3 separate regions of the Homo sapiens genome follow, and regions 1 and 3 are each linked to region 2. The links are chromatin loops, found by intact Hi-C in ENCODE. Cell type or tissue: mammary epithelial cell. All regions are shown on one strand.

Region 1 (8,000 bases), 190 kb before region 2:
TCCTTTCATGGGGGCCCATCAGGCCCTGGGAGGCACTGTTTTAGGTTAACGTAAGCCAACACCCTAATGGAACTCCCAGGTCTTGCAAAAATCTTGAGGCTCAGAGATTATTGGTTCCAATTTGCAGATGAGCAAAGGGAGGCTCAGAGAGGTGAAGAGACTTGCTCAAGGTCACCCAGATGGTGTAAGAGATAGAGCCATGATTCAGATCCACACCTTTGAGATGCCAGAGACCACGCTGAGCTATGAACTTCTTCAAAGGCCCAGCCTTTGCCGACCCTGGGGCCTCCTTCCTCTCCCTGCTGAACGATGCCTGGTTGTCATGCAGCTGGCCCTGGTGGTGGACATGGTGGGTTTTTGGTGAGCCAGCATCATCCCCCATCTGTTGGCCCCCTGATTTCCTTTTGGGGTGGTAACTCTCAGGCAGAAGGGAAGTTCCCTGACAGTGGTGGGCTCTGGCTCAGGTCTGCCATGAGTGCTAACAGGCATGAACCGCCCCACCACAGGGGTTGAGGGGAAGGCACGTTGGCGGAGAAGGCAGGGAAAGCTGGCCAGGAGGAGGCAACAGCAGTCCAGGGGATGATGGGAGGTCAAAGCAGTGGCTGGGGTGGAGGGAGTGAGTGGACTTGAGAGGTTTAAAGGAGGAAGAGCCAATGAGACTCACCGGTGGATTGAATGCGGGGAATGAGGAGGTTTTCTCGCTTGACAAGTTGGCCCCAAACCTCAGTCATCCTCAACTCCTCTCTCTGTCAATCCACCAGGAAACCCTGCTGGTTTACCTTCAAAATATACCCAGAATCAGATCCCGAATCCCCTTCTCTCTGGTACAGCCACCATCATCTCTTTCCTGGAGGACAACAGCCTCCTCCCTGGTCTCCATGCTTCCACCCAAGCCCCTGCCAGCAGCCCGAGGGGCCTTATTAAAACAGGAATCAGAGCAGGTCCCTTTCCTGCTGAGAACCCTCACTCATCCTCATTGCACATCTGCACTGGCCTCGGGGCTCTCTGTGATCTGCCCACCACTTCTCTGGCCTCCCCTTCCACCAGTGCCCTTTGCTCACTTTGCATCAGCAACCCTGGCCTCCTAGCTGCCTGGGAACACTGCAGATAAGCGCCCACCCAAGGGCCTTTGCACACACCGATCTCTGTGCCTGGATGCTCCTCTTGGGACAGCCACCGCCGCCCTCCTTCACCTTCCCCATGAGGCCTTCCCTGACCAGCCTGTTTAAAATTCCAACCTCCCCATTCTGACCCTTCCTATACCTCTTCCCTACCTTATTTTTAGCCAGATAATTTATCATCTTCTGTCACACTGCATAATTTTACTTTCCAAAATGTCCGTGTTCTTGTCTCCTCTGGCGAGAGTGCGAGCTCCCCGAGGGCAGGGCCATAGATGATGCTCCATCAATATTTGCCGAATAAAGGAAGTGGTTGGACAGCGGTGTCACTTACTGAGATAGGAAGGAATAGGCTGGGCGGGGGTAAGGATTGGAGGAGGTGAATTCAGTTGGGAAAATTGGGTTTGAGATGCTGAATGGATGTTCAAGAGGAGAGATCCAGAAGGCAGTCAGATATGTAAGTTCATATCTCAGTTTTCTCATCTGTAACCTGGGCTGATAATCCCAGCTCCCTCAACAGGGGAGTGTGGGGAGGGAGGTCTGATGAGTTAATAGAGGTGGCAGCACTTAGTTCATAGTCAGCCCTCACCAAGCATGGCTTCCTGGCTTGTTTGCTCCCTTCTTCCTTCAACAACCATGACGAGCTCCCAGAGACAAGCGGCAAGCTCAAGGCCCCTGGAATGCTGGCCCATAAATGTTACGGGGAGCTCTGTGGCCCGGAGGAGGGGTCCTGCTGCATCTGCCTCTTCCTTGGCTTCCCAGGGGAGGCTGGAGACAGGACTGAAGGCAGCTTACGTGGTGACGCCTCCTCTCCCCTCCCATCTCCCTCTGGCCACATCTTCCAGCCACAGGAGAATCATTGTTTCTTTCTCTGGAGCCTTCATTTATAACCAACCTCTTGATGGCAAGGAAAGGATTTTTAAAAATAGCTTTATTGATTCTGGTTTTTGGAATATAAAAGCAATAGATGTTCTTTGTTAAAAAAAAATTAGATGGTACAGAAAAAATAAAAGAAAAAGGAGAAAATAAAAATCAGCCCAAACCTTATCATTCAGAGATAATCACAATCGACATTTCCGTGTTCTGCCTCTCGTCTTTGTTCCGTGCAGGCACTCAGACATTTTTGTGTTTAAACGGGTTGGGGCAAGACTCCAGGATAGATGGAGCAAGATAGGGGCTTGGGGCATGGCCGGGAAGATGCCAAGTAGGGTGTGGCACAAGGGGCCTGTGTCATTGTAGGTACACAGAGCAAAACCCGCAGCCTGTCCCATGTGCCCGGTCACCTCTCCCACCTCACCACTATTTACACATTCACCCAATCCCACCCCCTGAAAGCTGCTGCAGAAATGCTTTCAATAATCACCTTTCCTGATCATGTGGGGCTTTATAAAACAAATGCCATATAGCCATGTTCTCATTTCATCCTCAGAATAACCAAAAAGAAAGTTCCTGTGATTAGTGCCACTTTACAGATGAGGAAACCGAGACTTGGAGAGGCAGCATGTCTTTTTTGAAGGCACACAGCGAATTCAGAGCTAGGGTGCAGGTCTCCTGACACCGGCTGGGGCCCTTCTGACCATGGACCCGAGGAAGGAGGCTCACTGGGAGAGCCATGTTCTCCCTGTGTGCCGGACGCTTGACACACACCATCATCTCATCTCATCCTCTCGGCACCCCTGAGTGGCTTATTCTGTCCACTTGTACAGAAGAGGACGTTGAAGTCAGAGAGGCAAAGTCACTTGCCCAAGGTCACACAGCAAAGGAGTGAGAGAGTTAAGAACCCTCACTTCTGGCTGTTAGGGTAGTGCTGCAAACGTGAGCTAGGGATGGGGCAGGGTGAGAAGGATGAATTGTGCGCGTTTGACAAGGGCAGCCTTTCTGTCCCCCATCTGGGCACCCAGAGTGAGACCTCTGGATCCTCTAGTCTCAACTGTGGGGTCCCAGCTCTAGTCCTGACCTCACTGGCCTGAGCCAGGACCACAGGGAGGGGGCTTGGGTTTAGCAGCAGCGCCACCTGGTGGCTGACTTGCTGCTAACAGAGCCTGGATCTGCCAGCCACAGGCCCCTCTGAGCCCAGGACTGGGATGGAGGGGTGGGGGTGGGGGAGAGTGGATAAGGGCAGGAAGGCTCAGGGCTCATTCTTCCCTGCTAGAGACCTGGGCCAAGCCAATAGTTGCCTGGTATAGAGGGAAAAAGCCAAGAATTCTGGGTTTGATCCACCTGGCTTTGAATTCCGGCACAGCCTGTGTGATGTTGGGCAAGTTCCTCCTTTTAGCTCTCCGAGCCTGTGTGCACATCTGTAAAATGAGAACAAATCACAGTTCCAGTGGTTGGTTTGAGGATTATGGAAAACACCCACCTCATCCGAGGTGCATGGTAGGTGCTCAATAAATAACACTTGCCTTCACTCTACACGGTCCTCTGCCCCTCTCTCCATCATCTGACCAGGGGCTCCCAGAGCTCAGGCCCAGATTCCTCTGTTAGGTTTCCCCTAAATCCTTTGCCTTTGGTGGGGGGCTGAGTTCCTGGCTCAGCCTGGGCTACAAGAGCCTCCTCACTTCAGGAATGGTTGGCTTTGAAAAGAACGGCAGAGAAAATTCCCAGGAGAATAAGAAAAGCCAAGTGTTGGCTAGACCCAGATGGGGGATCTGGCACACCCAGGTTGGGAATCTCAAGAAAACTCAGGCCTGTACAAGCCTAGGAAGATCAAGGTCAAAAAGTCCTTGTCCCATCATGTACCTGCCGGCCGCCTATCGTGGTCTGCGGAGTTCTGGCCTGGCTTTTCCATCTATGGCAGCTGGGCATCCGGCCCCTTTATTCGTGTTGGCTCCAGCTCCCCCATCTCTGCGCCCCGCTGTAAGAGCATTTCTGAGCTACCCTCCTCCCCTTTCCTCAAGGCTACATCCTGCATATTGCTCCCCCAGGCAGGGCCCCCCAAGGTGACCCCAAGTACTCCCTAGGACTCTGGATGACTAAAATACCCCCCAGTCATGACCAAGAGCCCTGATATTTTTTATAACTCTTGATGGCTCTCAGCACCTCTTAATGCTCCCCAATGAGCCTCCTTTTTTTTTTCAGTAGCCGTTATGACTCTCATATACTCCTGTCACTCCCAGTCTCTCGTAACTCCCAAATGGCTCCACATAATTCTACTGGGTCTCCAGGCCCTCTCCCCTTGCAACATCTCTTTCAGGTCTCTGGGGGTTCCCAGGTACTTCCAATGCCTCTCACTGGCTTTAACATCCCCTTGTCTTTATCAGTGAACTCTCATGGCCTTCTATCGTTTTCTGGGAAATTGTGAAGGTTTCCAGAGGTCCCTAGTGTCACCAAAGGCATTCCAAGGCCCCTGAAGACCCTCAGACCTTCCCCACATGGCCTCCACCACCATCCATAGCTTCTCTATGGCCTTGAGTAACCTCTCAATGCTGATGGCTGTGGTGACACTCAGTGGCTCCCAACAGTGCTGTGATGGTCAATTTCATGTGTCACCTTGACTGAGCTAAGGAATGTGCAGATAGCTGGTACACATTGTTCCTCGCGTCTCTGTGAGGGTGTTTCCGGAAGAAATTAGCAGTTGAATCAGTAGACCTAGTAAACAAGACCTGCCCTCACCAAGGCAGACAGGCGTCATCCAATCCTTTGAGGACCCAAGTACAACAAAAAGGTGAAGGGAAAATTTTTCTCTGCTTGAACTGGGACATCCATCTTCTCCTGCCATTGCACGTCAGTGCTCTTGGCTCTCAAACCTTTGGGTTTGGACTGGAACTACACTGTTGACTTTCCCGGGTCTCCATGTTGCTGATAGTAAATCATGGGACTTCTCAGCCTCCATAATTGCATGAGCCAATGCTTTATAATAAGTCTCTTTCTATATATTTTTATCCAATGTTTAGAGAAGTTTCTCTAGAGAAGCCTGACTACTACAGGTGGTCGGTGGAAAGTGCATGGGCCTTGGCGCCAGACACACCTGGGCTGTTACCCCGGCTCTACCACTTTCCAGCTCTGTGACCTTGGGTAGCTGAATCTACCTCTCTGAGCCTGTTTCCTCATTCCTGGTAGAATGTGAACACCATGCCAACTTACAAGGCAGTTGAGGGCAAGGTAATGCATAGGAAAGTGTCTGGTATGGTCTCCAGCACTGAGTAGGTCTTCAATGCCTATGTATTCCTTTTCCCATGGCTCCCCACTCTGGGGCAAGCTGGGCACTTGTTCATCCAAGCTCCTGTCCTGTGGGGGGACCAGCATCAGATGCCATTCCATGATAAGCATGGTGTTACCTGATCTTGCTCTGCCAGAGAGATTGGTGAAGATACATGAGGGGTTATAGAAAGTAGACTGGGGTGAAACCCTGTCTCTACAAAAAAAAAAAACAAAACTGGGCAGGGTGGCACACACCTGTTGTCCCAGCTACTCAGGAGGCTGAGGTGGGAGGATCACCTGAGCCCAGAAAGTGGAGGCTGCAGTGAATGGGGAGTACCCTGGTTCCCTGCTCTCCCAAAGCCTCTGTCATCACTCGGGATGTTCCCTCATCTCAAATGTCCTTCTCTGCCTAAGTCTTCCCATCCCCCAAGGTGCAACTCAAGTCCCACATCCTTGGTTAAGTGGCTGGGCACATGGGCCTTATTTAGATCCAGCAAACCTGGATCCAAACCCAGCTCCTCCACTTGCCAGGAGGTGTAATTTGTATCTCTTAGAGCACATTATTTACAGTTCTGAACTCTAGTTTTCTCCTATGAAAAATGGGATTAATGACAATTACCTCTTAGATTTGTTGTGAGGCTCTGATGAGGTAATGCAGGCACGACCCTGGAACGCAGCAGGTGCTCCATAAACAGTTCTTATTCCTGCCTGCAGTACTTCCCCAGCACTCAGTCCATGGCACATCCTGCCATATGGTTTCCTGTGAAGTGGCTCTGACACTTGAGCCACGCTGGATGCTCAGAGAGTGCTGCATGTGTTACTCTTTCCAGTATCCCTCACAAAGTGGGCATTATTTAAAAATGAGAGAGAAGTGGCCAGAGTTGGCAACAAAGGCTGACTTTTCTCCCTAATGGGTAATGAGGGGCCCAAGCTCATTTGCTTTTTAACGGCTTGAGATGGTGCAGGGGACTGATTATGAGATGGGAATACAGAGTTCTAGGGGAATCTTGGGCAAATCACATTCCCTCTCTGGGTCTCATTTCTTTGCCATTCTACCAGTGGCTAACCGAGGCCCAAGGAGTGGGCAGACTTGCTCACTGCCACACTGAAGAACTCTAACTGGCTGGAAGACGGCTAGGAACAGGAGGTCAGAATCAGAACAGCATCTCCCTGTGAACTTACTCCTGTCCAGAAGCGTATGGACACCTCTCCTCCTAAGAGTAGGAACACTCCAGGGAAGGGGCTGTTAGTCCTGAGTCCACACAAAGAATATGGTGGCTGCTCAGTAAAGGGCTGCTGAATGCATGAAAGAACTCAATTTTCCAAAGTTGGCCACTTTCAGCAGAATATGCCTGCTCTTTGGTGCCTGATCCCCTCCCCCATGGGAAATGCTGTTAGGCCTGAGGTAGCCTTGACTTCACTGCCAAAGCTCCTTTCCCCTTCTCTGGTTATTGGCAGTGTCTAGTAGAGGCAGCCTGCAGTGTCCCACTTGGCCAGCAGGGGTCACTAGCACACACTGCAGCCTGGAGGGGTCTAGTGCGTCAATTAATTCCTCATGCTATTAATTCTATAGGCTCAAGAGTCTGCAAATGAAGTTTCCTGGGAATGAGTGAAACTCATATTTCTGTGACTCAGCCTCCTCTTGCATATGACAGCTGCTTAATGCAAGACACTTTCAGACATGAGGAGGGAAGATGGCAGGGAACAGGTGACTGCAGCAATCCCTGTGGCTCTGTGAGGGTAGGAATTACTCAGGGACCCTGGCTGTGGATCACAGAGACTTTCTGAATTCCAGAAGTCTGTGGGATGCTTTCCTACGAGCAGATATTACCACCTCAGAGAGGATCAAAGGCCAAGACAGGGTCAGGTAGACTTGAGATCAGGGATTTCAAGCAAAAAGTTGACCAGACAGGAATGAGTAGACACTGCATAAGATGATCTTACTGTCATGAGCTGGCAGGACAAAACATGCCTGTGGTCTAGAGTAGCCATTTAGAAATATCAGACACAAATTTAGAGGCTTTAGTCTAAGTTCTAGGCAATACTACAAACACTTTTTGAGCTTAGGCATTATTTATTCAGGATAATAACTAGTGTGAATTCAGAACCTTACCATTCACACACAGAGCTCACGGGATCTTCATGATCCCGTGATGCCTGCATTACCTCATCAGAGTTAGACCCTGTATTTGAAACAGGAGCTATTATCCCCATTTTGGAGATGAGAAAACTGAGGCTGGCAAGGGCAGATCCTGGAGCCTAACTCAGGGCTGCATACTCCAAATCCTCATCTCTCTGTGCTCTGCCTTGCCTGCCTCAAACATGAGTGTCTGCCTACTAGGACACAAGCATAAGTTTTGTGGCAGCTATTTTCACCACTGTGAGGGGGCTGTTGCTTTATTTAGGCCTCATAGCACGAGAAACAATAAGGCATTGTGGTCAGGAGACAGGGCTTTTGGGTCAGACACACCTGAGTTCTCTTTCTGGTCCTGATGTTTACTAGCTGTGTTACCGTGGGCAAATTGCTTGACTTTTCTGTGCCGCAAAATCCCCTATCTGTAAGGAGGACGGAGAAGAGGCGGCTGGGGACAGAGAAGGGCCTTAGAAGAAAACCAGGCCCCACTGTGGCTCCTTCTCATGGGAGGCTGGAGGAAGGTCTTAGAACATAGATCCTGGCTGGGGTGGCTGCAAGAATAGATGGCTATCTGTAAAACAGGGGAAGTAATAAAGAAATAAAGCAAT
Region 2 (8,000 bases):
GAAAAAAAAAATAAACAAAACCAAGAAAAAGGAAGAAGAGGGCTGTGGGATTAGCACCAAAGCCTCCTGGGTGCAGACCTGCCCATTGGCCTCTTCTCAGGGTGCTTTTGGCTTTGGGTAAAGAAGAAATGATAATAATGATACCTAAAAACCATTTAGGACAGAAATGGCAAACATAGCATAGCAGGAGCGCCCTCCAATCTGGCACCTGAGGCAGGCATAGCTAATCGATCCTAGCACTCTCTCTGGCTCAGCTTGGCCTCAGCTTCAGCGTTCTTCTCAATGCAGGGATCAGGCAGCCACCACCAGGCAGAGTCGACACCCAAGAGAACCTGCACTTGTCACCCCTGCCTATGAGTCTGTGCTCTCCATCTGAGCCTCGTTTTTGCCCCATTTGTCCAGGCAGCTGTAATTATCTTCATTTTACAGGTGAAGAGACTGAAGCCCAGACTGATATTTTCTGCAACACACAGCTACTTCATGACAGAACTAAGGATGAGAACTGAGGCCTCTCTCTCTGTCCCTGCTCAGGACACATTTAAAAGGCCCCATGCAATCAAGGAGGTAGCATTTGAATAGATTTATTCTTCCTTCTTTTTTGTTTTCCAGTCCCATTTTCCACTGCTTTGGTCAGGGAGTGAGTCCCCTGATGTCATCCGAGGATATGAGGCATCGCTAAATCTGGCCATCCCCTGAAGCACCCAGCCTCACCGACTTCCTGAAGCGTGGATGAACGCTGCTGCCACAAATGTGCTGTGACAACCGCTGACAAGGAGAGTGAGTGATGTTTGTGCCATCCTGCTGAGCACGAGGGAGCTGCTTGGGGAAGCCAGGGGCTGGGGCATCTCAATAGCACTGAGGGCAGCCTCGGGGGGGCTTCACAGCACACCCACCCCCAGATCACTGCTGATTCTGGGGGATGCATGACAGAGCTTTCTGACCTTGCACTTCCCTTTGGCTGCTAAACTGAATGAAGCCTCCTTCTTAGACCCAACCCCCTACTGAGTGTCTCTCTCTTCTGTTCTTTGCCATCCCTGCCCCCAAACCTGGAAACTTCCTCTGCACCTCCACATGCAGTTGGTGCCAAATGTCTCCCACCTACCTGCCTGGGTCTCTGCCCCTCAGCTTCTCACAAGTGGCTGTGTTCTTCCACTCACCTGCTGGGACACACACTGGCTCACCAGCCCCCATCCTCTCCACACCGTCTCACCTGCCTGGCTCGCCTTCTTCCCCGTCACCTGTAGACAGGTCATTTCCCAGACATACCTGCCCTACTCTGACTAGTTGGCATGGTGAGGCCGTCACTCCCTTCTCTCCAGGGTCCCATGTGCTCTCCAGGCACAAATTCACCCAGACATTTCTTGATCTAGCTCTGTCCCAGAAAGCGTTACCTTTGCAATGGCAAATACCTGTATTAATTGCCGTGCAAGTGACACATACTTATCATGTGCTCGCCTGTTCCAGGCACCGATGGCTGTCTTTTTTATTTTGTGTCAGGTTCCAGTGAGTGAGTCTGACTTATGATTGTATAGACTTAGCTCACATCCTCCTTCCTCCACCTTGACAATTGTGCTAATGACAAAGTTGTCATTTACTGAGCACTTGCCATGTCCCAATCACTGTGCCAGGAGATTTACCTGCATGGGCTCACAAACTCTTTGCAGTATTCTTGAAAGAGAGGCAAGTATGTTCCTCTATTTTGTAGATGAGAAAACTGGGCTCAGAAAATGAAGTCATTTTGCCCCAGGTCACCCAACCAGCGAGTGGCAGAACTATGTTTAAAAGTCAGGATTATCTATTCCAGAGACCCTGTGCTGCCCACCATGGCACACTGCTTCTCCAGTCAAGGAAAGGTAGCTTAAAGATATCTGCTTTCCAAAATGCTTGAACATTTGTTAGAATATGGAAGAAGATAATATATGGTCCTGTCCTTGAAGAATTGATACTCTATTTGGGGAAACAAAGCAGCTGACATTGCCAGCCAATATTTATTTAAATTTCATCTCAGAAAAATAGCAAAAGAGATTTTATTTAACCTTTCAACAGTGATTATCTGATTATGTCTGTTTGAGTATTCTGTAGGATAGACAGCTAAGGCAGTCATGGACTCAGTGGGAAAAAGTTCAGCAATCCATTATTAATGTCTGTTTGGGGCGCAGGCATGGGTAGTGGAGGTAGATGTGCCACCAATTTCATTTTTCCTATATAGTAGAAAACACGAGAGTTTCTAATAAATTCCTAACTATATAAAGCAGACAAGAGAGGAAAGAGAAAGATACCTGTGTGATTGGGAGAGGCTGCCTGAGGAAGGTAAGATATGACCTGTTTGGGGTCATTGTACCCCTGGGGCATGAGGCATCATCAAGGCCAGATTGAATTTTCTAAGGTATGATAAAAAGTTTGGTTCTTCCATGTGCCTTGGTTCCTCTTCTCTAAAATGGCTAATTCTGTCCAATTAAGATCTAGAAGGCCCTTTCTGATGCCAATGTTTCTAAATAAAGATATCTAATAAGGGTGGAACACGTCACAGCTCTCAACCTCCTCTCAGACCCCCCAACAAGCCCATGATGCAGCCATTTTAGAGATGAAAAACTGAGGCCCAGAGAGCTGACACCCATGTTAGCAGAAGTTAGTGGAACCCAGTTCTGTTAACTCTAACCATTCTCTAATCCAAAAGTATATTTACAGATTTTCAAATAATTAGGAAATGTTAGTAATATTTAGAAGCTCCTCAGATGATTCTAGTTTTCAGCCATGGTTGAGAATGTTGCTAAAAAGTAGTGTTATGGCTGATTTCCGAGAAGGAAACAGAGGTTCAGAGTGGTTAAGCAACTTGTCCAAAGTCACACAGCCAGAACATAGTGGAGTGGGAACTCCACTGAGGCAGGCTGACTGCTTAACCCATGTGTCTGTTGTGCCCCAGGCACTGTCACATATTATTTCATTTAATTCTCTCAACAACTTTGTTTTTTTAACTCTGAAAACTAATCCAGAAAAGTTAAATAACCAGCCCAAAATTGCAGAGCTAATAAAAGGCAGCTAACAGTGTTTTCTATCTTGATTCTATTTGGGTGGACAAGTGTGTGTACTTGTCAATAGTCATTTGATGGGTCACTTAAGATCTGTACATCACACTATATGTTGATTTTACTTTTAAAAGGCACAAATAAACTGCCCTCTGGGTAACAATATCAAGCAGAGATATTGTGATGTCTCCTTCTTATTTGGAAATGCATTTAAAAGTAGAGTGAACGGATAAGGAGATAAATAAGTGGGCAGTTATGTGATAAAGATGGTGGGTCTATGGGGTTCATTACACGAGTGCTATTCTTTCAACTTTTCTGCATGTTTGAACATTTTACATAATAAAATGTTGCATGGGGGACAGCAGCCCAAACATTCCATGAGACTGAGTTCAGTGATGACAGAGATCTCTGCCTGTTTTGTTACTGAGTCTCCAGCACCAGGAATAGTGCCTGGCATGAAGCAGGTGCACAGTAAATATTTGCTGAACGGAAAATGATGGGAGGCTGTTTAGCCTATGGCTTTAACGCTTAAAGTAAACACTTACCTTGGAGAGAGGATTGGATGATATCTGTGAAACAAGGGCGGTGGGAGGAGGGACACTGGGCAGAGTAAGGCGAGTAGGCACAATAGGGCACAGAGATCTGGTGGCTTTGCAAGCATGAACTCAGCTGGTTCTTCTGGAAGCTGAGTGACATCCTCATCCCCAGGCGGAGCTGTAGCCAGAGCTGTGCTTTATACAGGCGTGTGCTGCCCTCATGTGGCCAAGCAGAAGAATATTGCGCTGGTGTCGGAAGGGCCTCTTTCCCCTGATCCCTGATGGGCAGTTAGTTACTCAGATGCTTGGAAGCAAAGGTTGCGGCCAGAGGAACCGTGTCTCTGGGGCCTGGGCTTCATGCCCCTCTCTTAGCTAGGAGATAGTGGTCAAGTTTAAAACTTCCTCTGGGCAGGGTGGCACATCTGTAGTCCCAGCTGCTCAGGAGGCTGAGGTGGGAGGATGGCTTGAGCCCAGGAGGTCGAAGCTGCAGTGAGCTATGATTGTGCTGCTGTACTCCAACCTGAGCAACAGAGTGAGACCCTGTCTCTAAAAAGAAGACAAGTTCCTGATGCTTCCTATTAGCTAATGTTCTCCCAGTGGGGGTGTGGGTTTCCCAGACCTCACAGCGGTCCTGAGATTTGAGAGAAGGAGCCGCCGTGTATAAGCACCCACTGCTGCTGCTACTCCTCCATGGGCTGTTTTATTTGGGCATCCCACTGACCCTGCCAGTGACCATACATGAGACCACTCAAGATCTCATTTACGGACCGGAAAGCAGGGGCTCGGAGAGATCAAGTCACATGCAGCACGTTGGGGGCAGGGAAACCGCCTCTGGGAAGTCCAGAGTGTAACAAAGAAGATGCTAGCTTCCCTCTGTGGGGTTCTGAGGACTCCCAAATTCTGGCTGAGGAAAGCTGGCAAGGAGCCAGGGAAGTTTGGAAAAGCCCCAGTACTCACGTACACACCCTGAGCCCTTCAGCTCTCACAGAGGCAAGTTGGAGCTGTCATCCACCCCTTCCACCCCTCCCAGACCCAGCTGTGTGACCCTGGGGAAAGTGACTCAGCCTCTCTGAGCCCTACCTCAATGTGTCAAATATGGATCATAATATCCTCACCTTTTAAGGTTGCTGTGTAAATAAATGATACAGTGCACACCACACATGCTCAGGAATGACTCCTTTTAGACCACAAGGCAGACATTGTATCTATTGTGTTCACTCCTGTAACATGTTTGGATGGGCCAGTTCTCAAAGACGAGCAGGGTAAGAGTTAAGAGTGAAGTCTTTGGAATCAGATACCTGGATCCAAATCCTGGCACTGCCTCTTCAGTCTGGGTGATCTTGAACAATATATCAATGTAGTGAGGTTGTGCTGATGAATAGGTTAGTGTGAATAAAGAGCATGGTGCCTGGCACATACCAGATGCCCAAATAAATGCTAGCTGATAGTAGGATGACTCAAAGATGGGTATTCAACGTTAGCTATTGTTGTGAGCGGTCGTGGTAATAGTGAATGAGTCATGCGAATTTCCCCTTCAAGGCTGCAGTGGCTGCAGCTCTGCCCTGACTTCATCTGAATATATGCGTTGGGTGAGAGACGAGTGGCAATGATAGGAGTGCCCTCCTGTTCCCTGGACACAAATCACCCTGCACCACCAGCACAAGGTCACCCAGCCCTCAGTCATGATGGTTCCCAGTGAAGGGGACCAGGCTATAGAGGCACTCTGCACCCCCTGAGCTGACATGGTGGGCTTAGGGTCTGGGCCGTGATGCAGGGGCTTTCCTCTTCTTGGGATGCTCACACTGGTCTTAACACACTGGCCTCGCTGGCATGAGGGCCAGCCTGAACAGTGGGAAGAGAAACAGCATGAGTGTGGTGGCCTTCAAGGCAGTGAATCTCAGATGTCAATGTGCACAGGACTTCCGAGGGGGAAGTGCATTGTGAAAATGTGGGTTCTGACTCAGTAGTTCTGGGCTGGGACCTGCCATCCAGCTTTTCTAAAGCTCCCAGGTCACCCTGATGCTCTTCATTCAAGACCTCACTTTGAGTATCAAGGTTTCAAGAAAAGCAGGCTGAATTTATCTCCCAGGTGCACTGAGGGCTCATTGCAGCAGGTCTGGCATCAGCCTGGGCTGTTTTGCTGAAGTAAGAGATGTGCCTGCACAGCATGGACCCCTGGGCAAGGCATGAAGGGTACTGACTGGTGGCCATGGGTGGAGACAAGTTTCAGGGTGTCTGATATCAGCTTGTCAGCATTGTTTGAGGGTCACAATGAGACTGATGACCTGCAACTGGCCTCAGGGGCTCCCTCAGGGAGCCCTGTGCAGTGCCAGGGCTGGTAACGCAGCATGTGTGCCTACACGATGAGCCCTCCATTGTGTGCTTCCTGATTCTAATATCTCAGGTGCATCAGTAGATCCTGATCTGAAAGAACAAGCACATGGTCGTTCCACATCAGTGTAACAACTGGAGCTCTCCCCTGACTCTCAGAACCCCTCACTATGAGGCAGCCTTTGGCCCTGATGCATATCCTCATTTTAATGGTCTTAATATCTTGTATTTTTTTCCTGAAATAAATCTTAGCTTGGTCAGCATAGCCATGTAAGGTCCTGGGAGTTTTACTTGTACTGGAACTCAATCTAACTTCCACCGTTAGTGCAATATGGATTAAAAAACTGCTTCCTGTGGGCAGGACACTGTGCTCAGCTCAGTGGACTTAGAAGTGGTTACAATTCCATTCTCTGCTCTCCCAGGAGAGCTGCAATTCACAGCCTTGGCTACACTGGTGTCGTCTGGGGAGCTTTAAAAGCTACTAAGGCCTGAGCTCCATCCCCAGAAACTACCAGTGGAATATTGGTCTTGAGGTTTTTAAAAGCTCCCCAAGTGGTCCTAATATGAAACCAAAGGTGCAAACCACTCATAGATAATGAACACAAAGCAGTAATGGTCTTAGAAGACCAGGTTGAGAATGGAACTAAGCCACTACCACTGTCTGGACCTTTGCGAAGTCCTGTCCCAAGGGTACAGTTATTGGTGTTAAATTTCCTACTCAAGGCTAGAGGTCAGCTGTGGAAGTCTTTCGTCTTTGAGGCACTGGTTGCCTTCCAAATGAGCGTCCAGGAAGACGGTCAATGCTCAACCCAAAAAACCCCTGCTGTCTGCAAGGGTGGAATTTCTGACCTCATCACGCCTGGGTGAGGGGACACTTGCAAACAAGGATCACATTTTTATGCTTCTCGTGACACACACTGGGGATAAAACTCAATGCCAGACACATTTAAGGGAATCCTGCAGGCCTCAAGAGATGTACCACCTGGGATTAATGAGAGCTTTACTTTGAGACTTGAGTCTCTCTTCCAAATTTCGAAGCTTCTCATGCCCATCACAGCTCTGGGTTTTGCATATTTGCTATTGACCTTGAGCAAGCCATTTTCTCTCTAAGCTGTATTGGCATCACAATCCAGCTATCTTGAATTGCTAGGCATCAGGGCCTCACAACCTCTGTAGCCACAGTCAACTACCACGTAGTGATGAGCCCCAGAAGGAACTAAGCTGTAGCCAGGCAAGAAGCAAAGCAAATTTTGGAACAAGTAGGGGCTCATACTTTCTCCAACCTGCAAGGAGTCAATCGTTGTCCAGTGAGCTATGATAAGCACCATGACAGTTAATCAGACAGTGAGCCATTTATTGGTTTTTATGTAGCTCTTTCACATTGCAGGCTTTCTACTGGGGAAAGAGGAAAAGGAAGATAGGGTAGAGTACAAAGAACTGCAAAGCCTAGATTCTTTGTGGACCACTCTTCTGGTGCCATTAGATGGGAATACCTTGCGGGAACCCCAAAAGATCCATTGCTGCTCTCTGAGGAGGAGTTAGAGTCAAACAGACTCTTAAACCCTTTGCACATTTGGTTTCTCTTGAGAATGTGAGGCATCGTTGTGGTAGGCCATTTTGTGTCACTATAAAAGAATACCTGAGACTGGGCAATGTACAAAGAAAACAGGTTTAACTGACTCCTGTTTCTGGAGGCTGTATGAGAAGCATGGTACCAACATCTGCTTGGCTTCTAGTGAGGCCTCAGGAAGCTTAAAATCATGGCGGAAGGCAGCAGGGAGCCAGCATGTGACATGGTGAGAGTGGGCACAAGAAGTGGTGGGGGGAGGTGCCATGCTCTTTTGAACAATCAGATCTCTCATGAACTACCAGAGCGAGAACTCACTCATCACCAGGAGGATGGTGCTAAACCATTTATGAGACATCCGCCTCCCTGATCCAATCACCTCCCGCCAGGCCCCACTTCCAACTTTAGAGATCACATTTCAACCTGAGATTTGGAGAGAACACACATCCAAATCATATGGAACATTTTAGGGGTAACTTTGTCTAGTTCATTTCACTTCTCTGGGGCTCTAGAACCAAATACACACGCTACTCACAGAAT
Region 3 (8,000 bases), 450 kb before region 2:
AGAGGCCCTACACCAGAGCCTGGCCATGGTGGCACCCTGATCTCAGACTTCCAGCCACCAGACCTGTGAGAAATCAATGTTTGCTGTTAAGGCTGCCTAGTCCATGACATTTTGTTATATATAGCAGCCTGAACTAAAACAGTAGTGATTCTGGAAGTCAGGTCTACTAGCCAAACACTGTGAACCACCGATACATTTAATTCCATTACACAGATCCAAAGTAGTTTTATTATCAAACTAAAGGTACAAAGAAAAGAGTCAAGAATCTCTAGGCAATTAAAAATTAGCATCACAATCTAGGTGCGGTGGCTCATGCCCATAATCCCAGTATTTAGGATTCCCAGTACTGGGGAGGCTGAGGCGGGAGGATCACTTGAGGCCAGGAGTTCAAGATCAGCCTGGGCAATAGAGCAAGAACCTACCTCTACAAAAAATATAAAAACTAGTCAGGCATCGTGGCATAAGCCTGTAGTCCCCACTACTTGGGAGGCTAAGGTGGGAGGATTGCTTGAGCCCAGTTATTTGAGACTGCAGTGAGCTATAATCATACTACTGCACTCCAGCCTGGACAGCAGAGCAAGACTCTTAAAAAAATTACCATCACAAATCAATTATGTTCAAATCTCTCTGTTAATAAGTATTTCTTGATTGGGCTGTTTAGATTTTAGCATCTACGTGGGCAATACAAGGCAGTTGAGGGTGAAGGAAACTGGCATCTCATGGCTGGGGTGATGCAAATTATTACTCTCTGTGGGCAGTTTTGTAGCTTTTACTCAAAATCTTTAAAATGTACATATTCTTTGGCTCTGCAGTTCTACTTCTGAGAATCTTTCATCCCACAGGGTACAAAAAGATGTTCACCATAGTGTTATTTTTATTACTGGAAAGTGGGACACAATATAAACAGCAGTCATTACGGGACTGGTCCCATGTTAGCACACAAGAACACCGGGATGGTATACAGCGATTAATAATCATGTGGCTTTCTCTGCTGACATGGGAAAGTGTCCATAATAGTTTGTCAAATTAAGAAGATGACAAAACGGTACATAATCATATTTCTGTAACATCGTATGTATGGGTGTGTATGCTTGCAGAAAAGTCTACAAAAATATTCCCTGGATTGTTCACAGTGGCTTTATCTTGGTAGAAGGATTTCAAGTGATATTTTTTCAAACTTTTGATTTAACAGATAGTATTGTGTTAGGAAGCTAAGCAAAAAAACCCTCAAAAAACAAAAAACTAGAGTGGCCAGGAGTGGTGGCTCATGCCTGTAATTCCAGCACTTTGGGAGGCCAAGGCGGGTAGATCGCTTGAGCTCAGAAGTTGGAGACCAGCCTGGCCAACATGGCGAAACTGTCTCTACAAAAAAATACAAAAATTAGCTGGGCGCAGTGGTACATGTCTGGAATTTCAGCTACTTGGGAGGCTGAGTCATGAGAATCACTTGAACCTGGGAGGCAGAGGTCACAGTGAGCCAAGATTGCACCACTGCACTCCAGCCTGGGTGACAGAGTGAGAGCCTGTCTCAAAAAAAAAAAAAAAAAGAAAAAACTGGAGTCAATCTAAAATTGCTTTAAAGAAAAGTGTTGAGGAAATAATAGAACAGGCAGGAAAGAGATGTGAGAAAATGGCAAAGGGGAGTGTGAAAGTTTGGCAAACACAGTTTTAAATTCTTCATCCTGCTCTTGCGTGGAAAGACTGTCTGCTCTTGCTTCTAAGTGATAAACATCTTAGTGGGAAAACCTCTTCCTTTTATTTACCCATTGACCCAGTTTTGGTGGTCAATGACGCCCGCCCTTCCTGACAGATGTTGGGGCATGGGCCAGACAGGCCCGCTGGGTACACAAGGATGCCCGCTCTTCTCCCTTGATCCTGCAGTGGCTCCCTAGGGCCTCCAAGTAGGGGGAGTAGTTCTGTTGATGGAGGGGTCACTATGTACAAAGACTGAGCTGAAATTTCTTGCACACCTTCTCAGAATCACCCTAGGAGGGAAGCTTTTTGAATGACCCCATTTTATTGAAAAAGAAACTAAGGCTCACAGAGGTCAAGGGTCTTGTCCAAGATCACACAGCAAGTAAGCGAAGGACCTCACGCTCCAGTTCAGGTCGGCCTCTTTCTTTTGTTTTTTTGAGACAGAGTCTCGCTCTGTCGCCCAGGCTGGAGTGCAGTGGCATGATCTCGGCTCACTGCAAGCTCCGCCTCCCAGGTTCACGCCATTCTCCTGCCTCAGCCTCCTGAGCAGCTAGGACTACAGGCGCCGCCACCACACCCGGCTAATTTTTTGTATTTTTTTTTTAAGTAGAGACGGGGTTTCACCGTGTTAGCCAGGATCGTCTGGATCTCCTGACCTCGTGATCCACCCGCCTTGGCCTCCCAAAGTGCTAGGATTACAGGCGTGGGACACCGTGCCCAGCCCAGGTCAGCCTGTTTCTAGGACCCATCACTCTGAACCTCTAGTAAGTTCTGCCTGAGCCTGGCCTTCAGGGCTGAGCATGACCTGGCTTCTGTCTACCTTTCCCGCCTTCCCCTCCCACTGCTGCCCCCTGCCCACCATCAACCCTCAGACCCCAAACTTCAATATACCCCAGTATCTCACACCTCCATGCCACTGCACCTGCTGTGCCCTCCCTGAAGCCCATTCCACTGCAAACCTCCAGAGACTTCCATCCGTCCTTCAACTCTCAGACCGAGTGTGCCCTTCTCTGTAATCCCTCCTTCCTTGACTCCACCCCGATAAGACAAAAGCCCTCCTCAGACCTCCCCACACTCCTCCTCCAGCTTCCCCCTCCTCAGCTCTCCCACCCTATTCCGTCATTGACTTTCCCTTGTCTGTCCCTTTCCACAGGTCCTTGTGCCCTTCGAGGGTGCAGACGGTGGTCTCTGCATCTCCTTTGCTCCACGTGCCAGGCACAGGTGCCTGGGAACTACAGAAGAGGTTGAATAGAAGGCTTAACAATGAGTTTGGAAGTCAGGCACAGAGGGTTTGACTTCCGGGGGCACCCCTTGCCAGCTGTATGACCCTGGCAAGTCACTCTTCCTTTCTGCGCCTTGGTCCCTGCATCTATAAATTGCTGTAAGGATGAAATTACATAATTATAGGTAAAGCACCTGGCACAGTGAACAGTCCACAAATCTTAGCTATAATAACAATGACGTCAGTTAAGTAACTCACTTAGAAACAACACTGGCCACTGAAGTGGAGGGCCAGTGAAGTGGAGTCAAGTGCTGGGAGGAAGTCCAGGCCAGCAGGCCAACTTTGGTATACAAAGATGTGAAAACACGCTTGGCGTGGTGGCTCACGCCTGTAATCCCAGCACTTCGGAAGGCCGAAGCAGGCAGATCACCTGAGGTCAGGAGTTCCAGACCAGCCTGGCCAAGATGGCGAAACTCTGTCTCTACTAAAAATATAAAAATTAGCCAGGCGTGTTGGCGTGTGCCTGTAGTCCCGGCTACTCCTCGGGAGGCTGAGGCAGGAGAATCACTTGAACCTGGGAGGCAGAAGTTGCAGTGGGCCGAGATTGCACCATTGCACTCCAGCCTGGGTGACAGAGCAAGACCCTGTCTCAAAACAAAAAAACAAAGATGTGAAAACAGCCAACCACCAGGTGGCAATCCATGCAAGAGCCCAGCTGCCGGGTGTGCCCCAGCTTCAAGCCAGACAGACCTCAGACATCCAGGGCCTGGGGAAGGTCCAGCCCCAAATGGCAGCCATCTGATAGCAGCAAAAGAAAACCTGTGGGCCAGGCGCGGTGGCTCACGCCTGTAATCTCAGCACTTTGGGAGGCCGCGGCGGGCGGATCACGAGGTCAGGAGTTCAAGACCAGCTTGGCCAATATGGTGAAACCCCATCTCTACTAAAAATACAAAAATTAACTGGGTGTGGTGGCGCATGCCTGTAGTCCCAGCTACTCAAGAGGCTGAGGCAGAAGAATCACTTGAATCTGGGAGGCGGAGGTTACAGTGAGCCGAGATAGTGCCGCTGCACTCCAGCCTGGGCAACAGAACGAGACTGTCTCAAAAAAAAAAAAAAAGAAAACCTGTGAACCTGGGGGCTGGGGAACAGAGCTCTTGCCCATGCGAAACATGGGGTGCTGGGAGAGCTCATGAAAATGTACATCATTCATGTGCCATGCGCTTGCTGAGTACTTCCCATGCATAATTCAATTTCAGCCTCATGGCAGCCTTTCTCAGTTGATGTTGTTATCCCAGTTCAGAGAGGAGTAAACTGAGGCCCAGAGAAGTTAAAAAACTTGCCCAAGGACATACAGCTAGTGAGTGGTGGAGCTGGGATTTGAACCCAGGCAGTCTGTTTCCAGAGAACTGCTTCAGGCCCTCCTGCCCCTATCAAGAGGCCAGGGCAGGGCAGAGCCTACAGGTGGGACTCCAGGGGTCCAGAGCTGGATGATCTACACACAGGGGATCACATGATGCAAGCAGTTTCCGTACAATGCGTTCTATTTAGGGTGGGTTGTCCTTCTCCAGAAGGAAGAATTTCTCCCTGGAGACTGGCCAGATGCAGCCTGGTGGGTGGCAGTGCATACATTCCCATCTCCTCAGACCTACCTACCAAGAACAGCCGCGCTGATGAGAGTCCTGTGTCACTGGCGAAATTGCTTCCAAATTGCCTTCTTCATTAACTGTGCAAATTTGCATCTTAATTAGGCTTAATGGAATACAATTACCAGACCCCACGTTTCTCTCTCTGATTTCAAGCAAGGATGCCACAGAGACAGGCCAGAAGCCAAAAACGTGGGGCTGGAGGGAGCCTGGTTGGGCTCTCCCTGCAGGAAACCTCGCATCTGGGAAAGGAGGGGCCAGGCGCTACCCAGCGGGGACTGCACCTGGTACATCCAGGCTCCTGAACTGAGGAGACCATGGGATTTGGAATCAAGCTTTGGGAAGCCTGCCTCTGCCTCTGACCAGTGGAGGACTGACCCTTTCTGAGCCTCTGTTTTCTCATTTGTAAATTGGAGATGGTGATAACATTTACTATGGGGTAGCTGCAGGGATCAAAGGTGATCGCGTGTGTGTTAGCACCTGGTAAAGCACCTAACACGTAGTTTGTTCTCTTTCTCCATGCCCTCCCTTTTTGAGGCCTACAAGGTTGTGCAGAGCTGATCCCGGCCTTCCCCTTCGGTGATTCAGTGAGCGTCAGCTTATTTCATCCTCCCTTCCATGCTCTGGCCATACACACTTCTGAGTCCTGGGAAGGCTCTAAGCTCCTTCCTGTCTTGTGAGCTTTTCAAGTGCTATTCCCTCTGCTTGGAACACCTGACCCCTGGTTAGTACCTACTCATCCTTCCAATCTCAGCTCAAACAGCACTGTCTCCAGGAAGCCTTCCCTAGCCCCAGAATAAACTCTCCTAACATCATTTATCTATGGGATTATTTAATATGTGTCCCTCTCTCTCCCACAGACAGTAAGCTCCATGAGTGCAGAGAACACTTCTATTGTGTTCTCTGTTGCATCTCCAGCTCCTGGTTCAGGGCTTATCACATAGTAGGTCCCATTCATGTCTGTTTAATGGATGGATATGAACATCCCACTGAGCCTCAGCGAATGTCAAGTGGGAGCCATAATCTCATCCTTATGGTGCTGTGAAATCATTAAATGATTTTTGGCACACAGTAGGTGTTTGACGAATGAGATACCTATTCTCCCATTCCTTTCAATTAAGGAAAAGTTAGAAGCAGGCATATAGGTAGCTTAAAGGACAGCATGTTCATGGATAGGAACCCCCAATATTGTCTAGATGTCAGTTTTTACCAACTTGATTTATAGATTTAATGCAACCCCAATCAAAATTCCAGCAAGTTATTTTGTGGATATAAGCAAACTGATTATGAAGTTTATATGGAGAGCAAAAGACCCAGAATAACCAACACAATATTGAGGGAGAAGAGCAAAGTTGGCAGACTGACACTACCCAACTTTAAGACTTACTATAAAGCTACAGTAATTAATATGGTATTGGTGAAACAATAAACAGAGTAATGGAACAGAATCCAGAATCCAGAGATAAATCGACATAAATACAGTCAAGTTGTTTTTGACAAAAGGGCAAAGTCAATACAATGGAGAAAAATTCTTTTCAGCAAATGGTGCTGGAACAACTGGACATCCACATGCAAAAAAGTACATCTAGATACAGACCTTACACCCTTCAGACAAAGTAACTCAAAATGGACCATAAGCCTAAGCATAAAACCAAAATTATAAAACTCCTAGAAGATAACACAGGAGAAAACCTGGATGACCTTGGGTTGGCAATGACTTTTTAGATACAATACCAAAGGCATGCTCCTTGAAAGAAATAATTAATTGAGAAGCCAGAAGGCAAAATGGTACAGCCATTTTGGAAGACAGTTTGGCCGTTTCTCACAAAACTAAATATACTCTTACCATACCATGCAGCAATTATACTCCTTGGTGTTTACCCAAGACTTGAAAACTTGTGTCTACACAAAAATCTGCACGAGTGTTTAAAGCAGCTTTATTTTTATTTATAATTGCCAAAGCTTGGAGGCAAGTAAGATGTCCTTTGGTAAGTGAATGGGTAAACTATGGTTCATCCAGATAATGAGATACTATTCAATGTTAAAAATAAATAAGCTATCAAGCCATGGGGAGAGATGGAGGAAACTGACATGCATACTATTAAGTGAAAGAAGCCCATCTGAAAACGCTACGTACTATATGGTTCCAACTGTATGACGTCCTGGAAAAGGCAAAACTTTGGAAACAGTAAAAAGATCAATGGTTAGCAGGATTTGGGCAGGGGAAGGGATGAATAGGCAGATCACAGATGATTTTTAGGAGAGTAAAAAATGCACGGTATTAGAATGATGGATACATATTATCCATTTGTCCAAACCCACAGAAAGTGCAACATCAAGAGGGAGCCCTCATGGAAACTGTGGCTCTGGGTGACAATGATGTGTCATGTAGGCTCATCCGTGGTAACAAATGCACCACTCTGTGGGGATGTTGACAGTGCAGGGGACTGTGCATATGTGAGGACAGAGGGTACATGTAAATCTCTATATCTTCAGCAGAATTTTGCTGTGACCCTAAGACTGCTTGAAGAAAAATAAAGTCTTCGTTAAAACAAAACAAAACATCTTGGCTAGGGGATGGAGGAGGGTGGGGGCCAGGAGGTCAATACCACATAGGGTCAGGATGCTAAAAGCTGGAAGAAGTCTTAGAAATCATCTAGTTAAAGTGGCTCCCAAACAAAGGTTCCCTTTATTTTTAATTAATTATTTATTTATTTATTTATTTATTTATTTATTGAGATGGAGTCTTGCTCTGTCACCCAGGCTGGAGTGCAGTGGTGTGATCTTGGCTCACTGCAACCTCTGCCTCTTGGGTTCAAGTGATTCTCCTGCCTCAGCCTCCCGAGTAGCTGGGATTACAAGGCGCTCACCACCACACCGGGCCAATTTTTGTATTTTTAGTAGAGACAGGGTTTCGCCATGTTGGCCAGGCTGGTCATGAACTCCTGACCTCACATGATCTGCCCCCCTTGGCCTCCCAAAGTGTTGGGATTACAGGCGTGAGCTACAGCGGCCAGCCTCAAAGTTTCCTTTTAATCTTTCCTTTTATTAGAAATTAGAAATAATTTTATCTACCGCAAAACTCAACCGTATGTATTAAGGAAGAATCCATTTTCCCCACCTCTGAATTACCCCAAGACCTCCAGCTCTTCAGTCCTGGTGCCTGCCCCGGTGAGGGGGGAGTATGTGGAGACAGCCAGCCCAGGCAATTTGGCAAAACAAGAGACTGCCCAACACTGCCACAGGCCTGGGCGGCAGACAAATGATTTCCTTTAACTTCTCGGAAAAGTTAACAATAGCCTGGACTTCACAGAGAGGGGCAAGGTCCCCGCTTTTATTTTTCCCAGCTGGACATGCTTCCTGTGAGCAACTCAGCAGGCACTTGGCAAGGCCCAGACAGGCTAGCTTTCTTCCTGGGCATGTCCCCCTTGAGGGTGTGG

The links. Hi-C counts contacts between places; a loop is a spot of excess contacts. Peaks named below come from ENCODE experiments on the same cell type or tissue, not always from the same donor. Only the 100,000 strongest peaks of a DNase experiment are listed, where the experiment ranks them.
Region 1: it touches region 2 in a loop (8-fold over the local background); 36 of 110 quality-filtered maps call a loop at or near these places.
Region 3: a loop joins it to region 2, with 21 times the contacts of the local background. A loop is called at or near these places in 6 of 110 quality-filtered maps.

The regions. Positions count from the first base shown.
Region 1 is chr3:10,940,997-10,948,996 of GRCh38, reverse strand. No RefSeq gene overlaps it. Among named protein-coding and RNA genes, the nearest start is that of SLC6A1, 48 kb to the left of the region's middle. In mammary epithelial cell, CTCF peaks have their summits at 3,129 (motif pointing left) and 6,753 (motif pointing right); a DNase peak (open chromatin) is centred at 6,866.
Region 2 is chr3:10,754,532-10,762,531 of GRCh38, reverse strand. LINC00606 (long intergenic non-protein coding RNA 606) reads left to right here. Exons shown (of 3, transcript NR_152730.1): 3 at 610-3,190. Among named protein-coding and RNA genes, the nearest start is that of LINC00606, 5.7 kb to the left of the region's middle. RefSeq lists an enhancer at 3,634-3,928. In mammary epithelial cell, a CTCF peak has its summit at 3,788 (motif pointing left); DNase peaks (open chromatin) are centred at 3,781, 4,731 and 5,071; H3K27ac peaks cover 1,310 bases.
Region 3 is chr3:11,201,701-11,209,700 of GRCh38, reverse strand. All of the region lies in intron 1 of HRH1 (histamine receptor H1), which reads right to left. All of the region lies in intron 2 of LOC102723663 (a long non-coding RNA gene), which reads left to right. Among named protein-coding and RNA genes, the nearest start is that of HRH1, 51 kb to the right of the region's middle. In mammary epithelial cell, a CTCF peak has its summit at 3,619 (motif pointing right); a DNase peak (open chromatin) is centred at 1,380.